Linked DNA regions of Homo sapiens: region 1 is linked to region 2. The links are chromatin loops, found by intact Hi-C in ENCODE. Cell type or tissue: OCI-LY7. All regions are shown on one strand. Each heading gives the region's core, and the rest is flanking DNA. Links, peaks and the distances in the headings are about the cores only. Region 1 overlaps MAP6D1 (MAP6 domain containing 1). Region 2 has its middle 15 kb from the start of SNORA63E.

What was found. Peaks named below come from ENCODE experiments on the same cell type or tissue, not always from the same donor. Only the 100,000 strongest peaks of a DNase experiment are listed, where the experiment ranks them.
Region 1: it touches region 2 in a loop (3-fold over the local background); 2 of 110 quality-filtered maps call a loop at or near these places.

Annotation. Positions count from the first base shown.
Region 1 is chr3:183,813,812-183,819,185 of GRCh38, reverse strand. MAP6D1 (MAP6 domain containing 1) reads left to right here. Exons shown (of 3, transcript NM_024871.4): 2 at 1,075-1,192; 3 at 1,750-3,264. The coding sequence ends at 1,830. Among named protein-coding and RNA genes, the nearest start is that of YEATS2-AS1, 6.0 kb to the right of the region's middle. RefSeq lists an enhancer at 954-1,565. In OCI-LY7, for the core only: no CTCF peak of the experiment used is centred there; DNase peaks (open chromatin) are centred at 3,015 and 3,355; H3K4me3 peaks cover 628 bases; H3K27ac peaks cover 1,594 bases.
Region 2 is chr3:183,466,295-183,471,668 of GRCh38, reverse strand. No RefSeq gene overlaps it. Among named protein-coding and RNA genes, the nearest start is that of SNORA63E, 15 kb to the right of the region's middle. In OCI-LY7, for the core only: a CTCF peak has its summit at 2,148; a DNase peak (open chromatin) is centred at 2,138; H3K4me3 peaks cover 678 bases.

The DNA.
Region 1 (5,374 bases), core at 49-5,048, 350 kb before region 2:
GCCCCAGCTTTGCAGCTGCCAAGGAGAAAGGCAGCTTTGTTGACCTCAGGGCCTGAAGCCCAACCCCGGCAGTGTCCAGCCTGGGCAGGAGCAACTCCGCACACGTGGGTGCCAGGCCCAGCTAGCTGGACACTTCCACCTTGGCCAGGTGCTCCTGGGACACAGGGACTTCTGCCTTCTGAGCTCCCCATCTTGCAGAGGAGTGGGTAGAATTAAAGGAGGTCCCTTTTGTTCAGAGAAATGGAAGCACTGTCTTTTCATGGAGAAAGCTGCTCCCGGTACATGGAGCTAGCGGTGCCAGCCTCATCCTCTCCCTCCAGGGCCCGCCTTCCCCCATCACACCACCCTCCCCGCCACAGGCTCAGCAACAGCGCATGATCCACTCCCTCCACCATGCACAGAGCTGTGCAAAGGCCAGGCCACCTTGGAGTCTTTTGAGATGGTCACTGCGATCCATTCTTCTGCATGAGTTAATGAGACAAAGTATAAAAAACTAAAAGTTCTGAGCCTTATTTTTCTTTTCAGTCTTAAGCGGGTCTGGCAAGCCAGGGCTGTGCCCGGTGCTGAGGGCATTTCCTCTTCAGGCATAAGCAGTCACCATGACCTGGGTCTCTTGAAGCAGCCTGGCTCTGGAGGGGCAGGTGTGGGAGAATCGCAGGGGGTGCAGGTATAGCACCGGGGCTGCTCGTCTCCAAGACCCAGCAGTGCCAGGTGCTGTTGCGTTCTGAATGAGACCCAGGTGCTAACTGAGCTCTGCCCTGACCCTGCCGCTCGCCTGCAGTGTGAGAATAAGCTTCCTCTCCTACTTCCTTAGGGACCGGGGTGAGCCCAGATTTCCCAGTGGATCGCTGAGGTGAGGGGCCAGGCAGCCACACACCTTTCTCCTGGAGCTGGGCCTGCACGGGAGTGCACTTGCCTTGCCAGTTCTGTCTTTGGGAAGATGATGAGGACTGCCTGGAGCCGAGGGTTTCAGCAATTGGCAGGGCCGTGCATGGGGCAGAGCAGCAGCCCCTGGGGAGTCGGTAAAGGGGTGGCTGACCCTGTGCAAGCTTGTGACCGTGTTCTCTGTTCCAGACAGGAATTCCAGGCTTGGACTGGAGTGAAGCCCTCAAGATCCACAAAGACAAAACCAGCCCGAGTCATCACAACCCACACTTCGGGATGGGACAGCAGCCCTGGGGCCGGCTTCCAGGTCAGCCGGAAGCTGGTGTAGCAGGGGTGTGGGTATAGAGGCCTCTTTCCCCGGGTAGGGATTAGGAGCCAGATTTTCATGGTGTAAAATGCAATTATGACCAGGGACAGCAGTGCCAACCAGATGTCCCGAACAAAAACCCAAGGTACTTCCTCATCAGTAGCCAGCTGGGTGGCCCTCTAGCGTTGGCCTCTCTGGTGAGCAGGGTCTCTCTGCCTCCTAAATCCCCATCTTACCCTTGGCCACTGAACGCTAGTGACTGGCCTGAGTACCACAGCATTTGTGTAAGAGGAAAGAGACGATGGAAGGGAGTGGGGGCATCTCAGCTCCGATTCCCAAGTGGTTCAGGGAGCAGAATGGAAGGTCCGTGTACCACTCAGCTGCTAATGCAGTGACGCCTATGGCTCACGGTGGGCAAGTCCCCTCTGACCCTTCAGGTCTCAACTCCTGGAGGATGCAGAGGATGGGAGGGGATTTTTTCCTGGAGCTGGGTAGTGGGGAAGAGTAGGGAGTTAAGGAAAAGTCCCACTGATATGTGGCCACACTTCATTTTTCAGGTCCCAGAGGTGAGGAAGAAGTTCACTCCTAACCCCTCCGCCATCTTTCAGGCCTCAGCTCCCCGGATTCTCAACGTGTGACTGCCTGCACCGTGACACCATGGCTGCCGACAGGACAGGGCTGGGGAGCGGCCTCAGGACCCACTGCCGCGGGGCTGGGCGAGAGCATGGCATGGGCCCCTGCGGGAGGGCACAGCCCCTCTCAAAGCTGTCACCAGGGCCAAAGTGCTGGTGTGGAGCAGATGCACCGATGGACTTGGCACACCCAGCTCAGCCTCAAGCATCCTCTTGAGAAGCCTGTGGAAGGCTCCTGCGTTCGTTAACTGCCATCTGGCCGTCTCTCAGTTTTGAAATCTCTGAGGAGCCTGAGGATCAAGTCAGTTGGGAACCGAATTGGTCCATGGAAGCTGAGGAATGTGGACACATCCGGCCCTTGAAAGAACCAGTTATGTCCACTTTTGGTGGATTTCCCAGGATGCGTGAGCACTTGATTAATTTCATAACCTACAGTGAGACCCTTGGCTCTTCCTACAAATGGCCCCTGCAGTTGAAGCTGTTGGAATCTTGGGCCGTCACCTGCATGACTCATGGTGATGCTGAGTATCCAGGAGGAAATTTCCAGAAGAAACAGACCGTCAGTCACGGGCTTCCACTTCACAGACCTCCTTATGGCCAAGATGAGCCTCATGTTTTAACAAAACAGTTCTTGGGATTGAATGACTCACATTTACCTTGTGCTAGGTTCTAAAGATTGAATCCACATTTTGTTACTAATGATTTTCCCGCTAACATAAGGATGATGAGCAGGGCACTATCATACACACTGGCTGAGAACTGGAACTGTTTTTGGGAAGGTGGCATTTGTCTCATTCCCTGAAATACCTTAAAATGTCCTCTACACCAACCCTTCCGTCTACCCTGCTCACATGTACAGTGACGGGGAACTCACCACCTTTTGAAGAGGCAGTTCATTTTCTTTGCAAAGCTCTCTCCTAACTTCCTCCGTAAATTCCAGCCAGCATGGCCACATGGGTCACGCCTGGTGCCTTCACACGTTTGAGGGGTCTTCGTCTCTTTTTAAAGCTTAGAGGTACAAGCTCAGGACAGTCTTCAGTAAGGAAATTTGTGGATTTCCCTTTGGATCTTTCTTCCTCTCCAGCCCACAAGTGGCTCTAGTGAGACGAGCATTTAAGCTGCAGGTGGTGGCACTCGGGTCTCAGAGCCACCAGACGTGCAGGTGGGACAGTGGTTCCAGCTCCGACTGCCTGTCAGCGTCCCTCCCAGGTGCTAGCCCTGGCAGGCACAGCCCTCCCCTCATGCCAGCAAAGGAAATGCTCTTGATGAGAGGCTCGCTTTAAAGAAGCCCAAAGCGTGTGCTTATCCAAGGGGTTCAGCTATTCCTGACTTCACGGCTTGCATGTTTGATTTTTCTAAGAGAAAAGAGGCTGCCTGCTGGGTGTCTGTGGAAATGAGATTAAAAACTGTACAATCTCAGATTTTACTAAAATGCAAAAATGTAGTTTCAGTTTCTTAAATTATAAGCACGAGTCTTCTCACGCTTGTTTTCTCCAGTCTCTTGGTGCTAAGGACTTCAGTGTGGTGCAGCTGCCGCCACACCTCAGAGGCCTGTTGATGCTGAGCACTTCTTGCTGTGGGGTGCAGAGCACATGTGGTAGGTGCAGCCCACAGAACCCACCCGTCCCCTACCCTCACCCAGGCGCCTCTCTCTGAAGCTCCTCAGGCTCTAATCCCAGCTTCACTTGCTACCTGTGAGCAACTGGGGTTCCGTTTCTTCACTGAGAAGTGACGACGCTACCAGCTACACCTTGTGGCTTGCCAAGAGCATCCGTGTTTATGGGTGGGGTGCTCAGTACAGGAAATAACTGAGGCACAGGTGTTAGGATTATTCTTTCCTGCCTTAGTCCCCCCTCCTCACTTTCCCTGGGAGCCAGCTGTGTTCCCACCTGCAGCTCCCAGCATCCTCTAGCTTGATGCCGTGTGCTCCCAGCCCCTCACCCCCCCTGGCCAACGTCACCCTGCACAGCGCCCAGATGCTTGTTTGTTCTTTTCCTATAATGGGCTGGTCAGCTCTGCTGCAGCTCAGCCAGGACCAACCGGGCCTGCCCCTTCCTGGCAGTGCTGGTGGGGCAGCCGCAGTGGAGGCCTCACCACACCAGACAGGCCTGACTGCAAGACAAACAAACAGATGGTCAAGAGCCTCTGCAATGCACAGCAGACAGCTTTTCACAGACACCAACTCCAGTGTTGCTCTGAGGGTGCATCATCATCGAGGCAGGGTCTTGCTTTGTCACCCAGTGGTGTGAACACTGCTCACTGCATCCTCAACCTCCTGGGCTCAAGTGATCCTCCCGCCTCAGCCTCTCGAGTAGTTGGGACCACAGGGGCATGCCACCATGCCTGGCTTTTTTTTTTTTGGCTGTCACCCAGGCTGGAGTGCAGTGGTGCAATCTCGGCTCACTGCAACCTCTGCCTCCCACGTTCAAGCGATATTCTCCCACCTCAGCCTCCCGAGTAGCTGGGATTACAGGCGCCCACCACCATGCCCAGCTAATTTTTGTAGAGACGGGGCGTCATGTTGGCTGGGCTGGTCTCGAACTCCTGACCTCAGATGATCCTCCCATCTCAGCCTCCCAAAGTGCTGGGATTACAGGCGTTGAGCTATCACACCCGGCCATTTTTTATTTATTTTTGTACATTTTGTAGAAACAGGGTCTCCCTATGGTTGCCCAGGCTGGTCCTGAACTCCTGGGCTCAAGCAATCCTCCTGCCTCAGCCTCCACAAAGCACTGGGATTGCAGGTGTAAGCCACTGCACCCAGCCTGGCCTCTTTATGAGGAGATGTGGGTTATGCTGAAACTCCTTCCCACTCACTTAGGTCTAAATAATCAGGCCTAACATGTTCAGCAAGTGACCCAAGAAGCAACTGAGACAGACAAGTCTCAACCATGTGGTCCCAACTCATAGCTATCTATCAATCATCTCTCACACACATACATAATACGCATATAAGACTGAAAGAAAGGCACTGAGAGATGTTAGCAGTGATTATCTTTCAGAGGAGGAATTATGAGTAGTTTTTCAAACACATTTTTTATGCTTGCTAAAGTTTCTGTAAACATTTTTATAATAATTCTGTAAAGAAAAAGTTCTTAAAAATAAAAAGCAAGCCAGGCATGGTGGCTCATGTCTGTAATCCCAGCACTTTGGAAGGCCAAGGCAGGTGGATCACTTGAGGTCAGGAGTTTGAGACCAGCCTGGTCAACATGGTGAAACCCTATCTCTACTAAAAATACAAAAATTAGCCAGACGTGCTCACTTGAACCCAGGAGGCGGAGGTTGCAGTGAGCTGAGATCGTGCCACTGCACTCCAACCTGGGCGAGAGAGCAGACTCTTTTTTTTTTTTTTTTTTTTGAGACAATGGAGTCTTGTTCTTGTCACCCAGGCTGGATGGAGTGCAATGGCACGATCTCGGCTCACTGCAACCTCCGCCTCCCAGGTTCAAGCGATTCTCCTGCCTCAGCCTCCTGAGTAGCTAGGATTACAGGCACCTGCTACCACGCCTGGCTAATTTTTATATTTTTAGTATAGACGGGGTTTCACTAT
Region 2 (5,374 bases), core at 156-5,155:
TGCATAATCAGATTAGTTACTGGGAATTTTAAAATGACTTTTAGTGTAACTCCTTTAGAATTTGATAACACTCTATAATCTCTGTGTTATCAGTTTCCCGAGTGAAGATTCAGGGCTCATCTTTGCCTGTTTGTTCACTTGGCATTTCCCTGCTTTTATTTTTTCATGCTATTGAACAGAAATCTACACCCATGTTTAACTTGTGAGGAAAGATATAACAGTTTATATCTTTCAGCAATAGGTGGGGATCTTGTTGAATTTAGACAGTAGGTCTTACGTTGCCAGCAGTGAGAGAGAATAAAATAATTCAGATTTTCCCTCTGTCCCATACCTATGCTCAGTTGGAATTTAAAGTCTTTGAACTAATGTTAAATCAAGAACTAATTCTAATACAAATGCTCTGTGCGTGTGTGTGTGTGTGTGTGTGTGTGTGTCTAGAGGGACAATAGCTCCAAATGGCCCCTAATCTTTGCCCATGACTTGAGGTAAAGTTTCCTGGCTCAAGTCACAGCCACCAAACACTCCAAGACAGCTACTGAGTAGAATTTTATATTTTCTGTTCAAACAAATTGGAAGCTCTCAAATTGAATTAACAAATGATACAAAAACTGAGAGAAAATATCATTTTCTACACTTAAAATGTGGGTTATAAGTGCAAACTTTAGGTTGTTCCCTTCTTACTTAGGTGGACAGGATAAATCACTACTACTAAATGGTAACCATTTATGCTTCCCAGTGTCATTTACTACAATGGATTTACTAAGAAAAATCTGTGAAGTTGAAATTACAAGCTTTTCAGTAAATACTGAGTGATTTGTGATTTTTAAAAACATGTCAGTATGGCTCTTGGACTAGTTTTAGCAGGAGCATATTTGTTTAAAAAGGAATAGATCACAACAAACTAAAGAAAAAAATAATTAAAATGTAGAAATTGATGTAACAGAGAATTTACAGGTAGTTTTATCTTTCTTTTCTTTTTCTTTTTTTTTTGAGGTGGAGTCTCACTCTGTTGCCTAGGCTAGAGTGCAGTAGTGTGATCTCGGCTCACTGCAACCTCCGCCTCCCAGGTTCAAGCAATCCTCCTGCCTCAGCCTCCTGAGTGGCTGGGATTACAGGCACCCTCCACCATGCCCAGCTAATTTTTAGTAGAGGCAGTGTTTTGCCACGTTGGCCAAGCTGGTCTTGAACTCCTGACCTCAGGTGATATGACCATGACTTTTAAGCCTGATTCAGTTTCATCTTTAATACTGATGTGACTCATGGAGCATTCTGAATATCAGATTGATTTTTAATTAGAACGCCAGTCCCATTTCCTAATTCATATGAGCCTGTTCAGACTAGAACAAGAGACCTAAAATTTGAGTGTATTTTCCATAAAGAAGACAGAGAAGGCTGGGTGCGGTGACTCACACCTGTAATCCCAGCACTTTGGGGGGCCAAGGCGGGCAGATCACAAGGTTAGGAGTTTGAGACCAGCCTGGCCAATATGGTGAAACCTCATCTCTGCTAAAAATATAAAAATTAGCCAGTCATGGTGGCAGGTGCCTGTAGTCCCAGCTACTCAGGAGGCTGAGGCAGGAGAATCACTTGAACCCAGGAAGTGGAGGGTGCAGTGAGCCAAGATTGCACCACTGCACTCCAGCCTGGGTGACAGAGCGAGAATCCATCTCCAAAAAAAAAAAAAAAAGAAGACAGAAACATTCAGAAGAGCAGGTTTCATTATTTCCTCAACAAAGAGAGAAAACTGGAATCAGAATGGAATGATTAAATGAATTAATTTTTTTCTGATAGTCATAGAATATCCCCTGATTACAGTACACTAGTTTTTCTTTTGAATAGTGTTACCTACTTACATGAACTTTGGGGGTTATTTATTTATTTATTTATTTGAGACGGAGTCTTGCTCTGTCACCCAGGCTGGAGCATAGTGGTGTGATCTTAGCTCAGTGCAACCTCTGCCTCCCGGGTTCAAGTGATTCTCCTGCCTCAGCCTCCCGAGTAGCTGGCATTACAGGCGCCCGCCACCACGCTTGGCTAATTTTTGTATTTTTAGTAGAGATGGGGTTTCACCATGGGGTTTATTTTTGTTTTGGCAATGATCAAGCGTTAGGATCACTTTACAGTTGGATAGAACTTTGGATCCCCCTATTGGTGTTCTCTTCAAATTGCAGGTTTCCACTAAATGGTTCACGGAATTGTGAGTCACCAACAGAATTGAAAAAACGAAGCAGGAAAATATGTATCACCTATAGCAAGAGTAAATATTGTTTGGTGCAACTTTGTTTCGGTTATATATCTATGAATGCACAATCAAGAGCACCTTTAAGTCAGAAACCTTCAGTATCCAGGAAGCTACAGTAAGCAGGTGGAGACCAGGGTGTGCCCAGTGAGGCCACAGGGTTCCCAGGAAACCCTTCCCAGTACATGAACAGTCCCAATTTTAAGCAACGGGCGTGGAAAGTTGGGGAAAATGTATAAATCCATATGGCAGCCCCTCCCCCATAGGCCTGAAAGCAACACTGGTTTTTTTTGTTTGTTTTGTTTTGTTTTGTTTTTGAGACAGAGTTTCACTCTCGTTCCCCAGGCTGGAGTGCAATGGTACGATCTTGGCTCACTGCAACCTCTGCCTCCTGGGTTCAAGCGATTCTCCTGCCTCAGCCTCCCAAGTAGCTGGAATTACAGGCATGTGCCACCATGCCCGGCTAATTGTTTTGTATTTTTAGTAGAGACTGGGTTTCGCCATGTTGGCCAGGCTGGTTTCAAACTCCTGACCTCAGATGATCCACCCGCCTTGGACTCCCAAAGTGCTAGGATTACAGGCGTGAGCCACCGTGCCTGGCCGCAACACTGTTTTTAGTGGTGAATAGATACAGCATAGATTAACTGCTTTCCAGAGTTGCTATGGTCTTTTTTTCCCTCCTGGTTATTGATGTCGGCCATTAGGGTTGGCAGTTTACAATAATTGATTTGTGCATTACTCTAAGTAATTTGAGCATTACTCTGAGTGATGCCATCCATGTGTGCATTACTCTAAGTGATGCAACTTAAACTCATGACCTAAGTGCATGATAAGTGTGAGTGTCAACAGCTCATCTTTGATTTGGCCTGTGGATTCTCTATTGTGTTTAGTATTGAGATAGTGCTAGTTTAATTTTAACACAGTGAGTAATGTGATCATATTTTCTAAGAGTTCAGGAAATGAAACTGAGAAGGATTACAATACCAAAGCTAGCATGATATAAACATCATCATAAAAGAAAGTTAAATGACTGTTATTTTAATGATGGATGGAAGGACTGTTTTCTACACTGTATCAAGCAGTACATCAAATTGCAGCAGCAACAACAACAAAATAAGGATAAGGAAGGTAAATAAACAAGACAGTACATTCTGCACACTAGACAGAAAAGCATTTGGGATTAAGAGCGGTGAAGAAGGGGATGGGAAAGCATATATGAAGACTGAATCTCACATGTCTGAGCTCAGACAGGCAAGTCCTTCTAAATCAATCAAAAATTTCATCCCCTCCCAAAGACACTTACCAGTTGAAAATAGCAGCTGCTAAATAAGTTTGGGCAGAACACGTGAATGACCATATATTATCATTTCTTTGATTGCTTTGTGAGACCCAATAAAATCACATTCAGATGACTGATTCAGGTTCCAACTAAAATCTCCCAAGGGTGAGCAAAAGGGATTTTTTTTTTTTGACAGGGTTTTGCTCTGTTACCAGGCTAGAGTGCACTGGCATGATCATAGCTCATCACAGCCTCCATCCTGGGTTCAAGTGATCCTCCTGCCTTAGCCTCCCCAGTCGCTAGGACTATAGGTATGTGCCTCCATACTTGGCTCATTTTAAAATTTTTAGTAGTGATTCATCACTTGCTATGTTGCCCCGGCTAATCTTGAACTCCTGGCCTTAAGCGATTCTTCTGCCTTGGCCTTCCAAAGTGGTGGACTTACAGGCATGAGTTACCACACCCAGGCCAGAGGAAAATTTTGATAATGGATATATTGGCCCCTTACAGTGGAGAACTGCCATCTGTCAGATATTACTACAGGGGTTTTCTACACTGTATCAAGCAGTATATCAAATTGCAGCAGCAACAAAAAAATGTTCTCCCTCGTTTGTAGGTACTTGGTTTGAAAAATGCAGTTTGAAATTATCTTCTTTATTTCTGTGAAAATTTTCATAAAATGGGAGAAAACAAAAATTGTTGCTATCTTATCCAAATAAATACCAACTGGACTTTGACTGTCTCTGCATATATTTGGCAGATAGTACATATAATTTTGGCAAACTCGATTCTGTTTATGAACTTCTTAACAGAATGCAAAGATCTTACCTGCGAAAAATCCTGCATATCCTGTATACATAACACTGTTAAAAAGGGGTGTGATTTGGGAGGCCGAGGCAGGTGGATCATGAGGTCAAGCGATCGAGACCATCCTGGCCAACATGGTGAAACCCTGTCTCTACTAAAATTACAGAAATTAGCTCGGTGTGGTGGTGCATGCCTGTAGTTCCAGCTACTCGGGAGGCTGAGGCAGGAGAATTGCTTGAACCTGGGAGGCGGAGGTTGCAGTGAGCCGAGATCGCGCCACTGCACTCCAGCCTGGCAACAGAGTGAGACTGTCAAAAAAAAAAAAAAAAAAAAAAAAGGGTGGGGTGTGTGATTTGCTTACCGTGATACTGAGGGTTTTCACAATGAAAGTTTTGGTCATTTTTCAATGTTCTCAAAATGTGCAGAATCACTTAATGAAATTCTGACATTATAAAAATGGAAGGAGATGGCTTCCTTAGATTGTGCCTACAAGACAGCTATCATTGTTGCCAGCCATATGTTAACAGAAGCAAAGGACCTGACTGACAAACAGCTGATCAGTCAAAACAAGCCTGTGGCTGCAAAGCGAGTGGGCACCCTTGGAGAGCTGGAAACAAATTCCTGCAAGTCTGAAAACCTGCTCTTGCTCCTAAGTAAATCCCAAGTATTCCATGCTCAAATACTTTTGTTGAGAGGATACTGAGCTTGATGTCCTCATGGACTGGCACCGGGAATCAGTGTAATGGGGGTTGTATAAGAGCAGCGCAGCAAGGCAAAGTGAATTTTTACACTAGAATGTGTTCAGTTTTATTACTATATAAAAGACAAGACAGATGCCCTAAACTGGCTGCAGGTAGTTAGAGAATATTATTGGAAAAGGAAACAGAAAAAGTATTCTGTATTATGGGACCAAAAAATATGTTATTTTAAATTAAATGTAGGTCATAAACTGTTTATTCCAAATGTATTCATGTTCTGTTTTAAAGTGTTCATTTTAAGAATACGTAATAATAGTCTGCCAAATTTAATTATGCAACAAAGAGAATTAA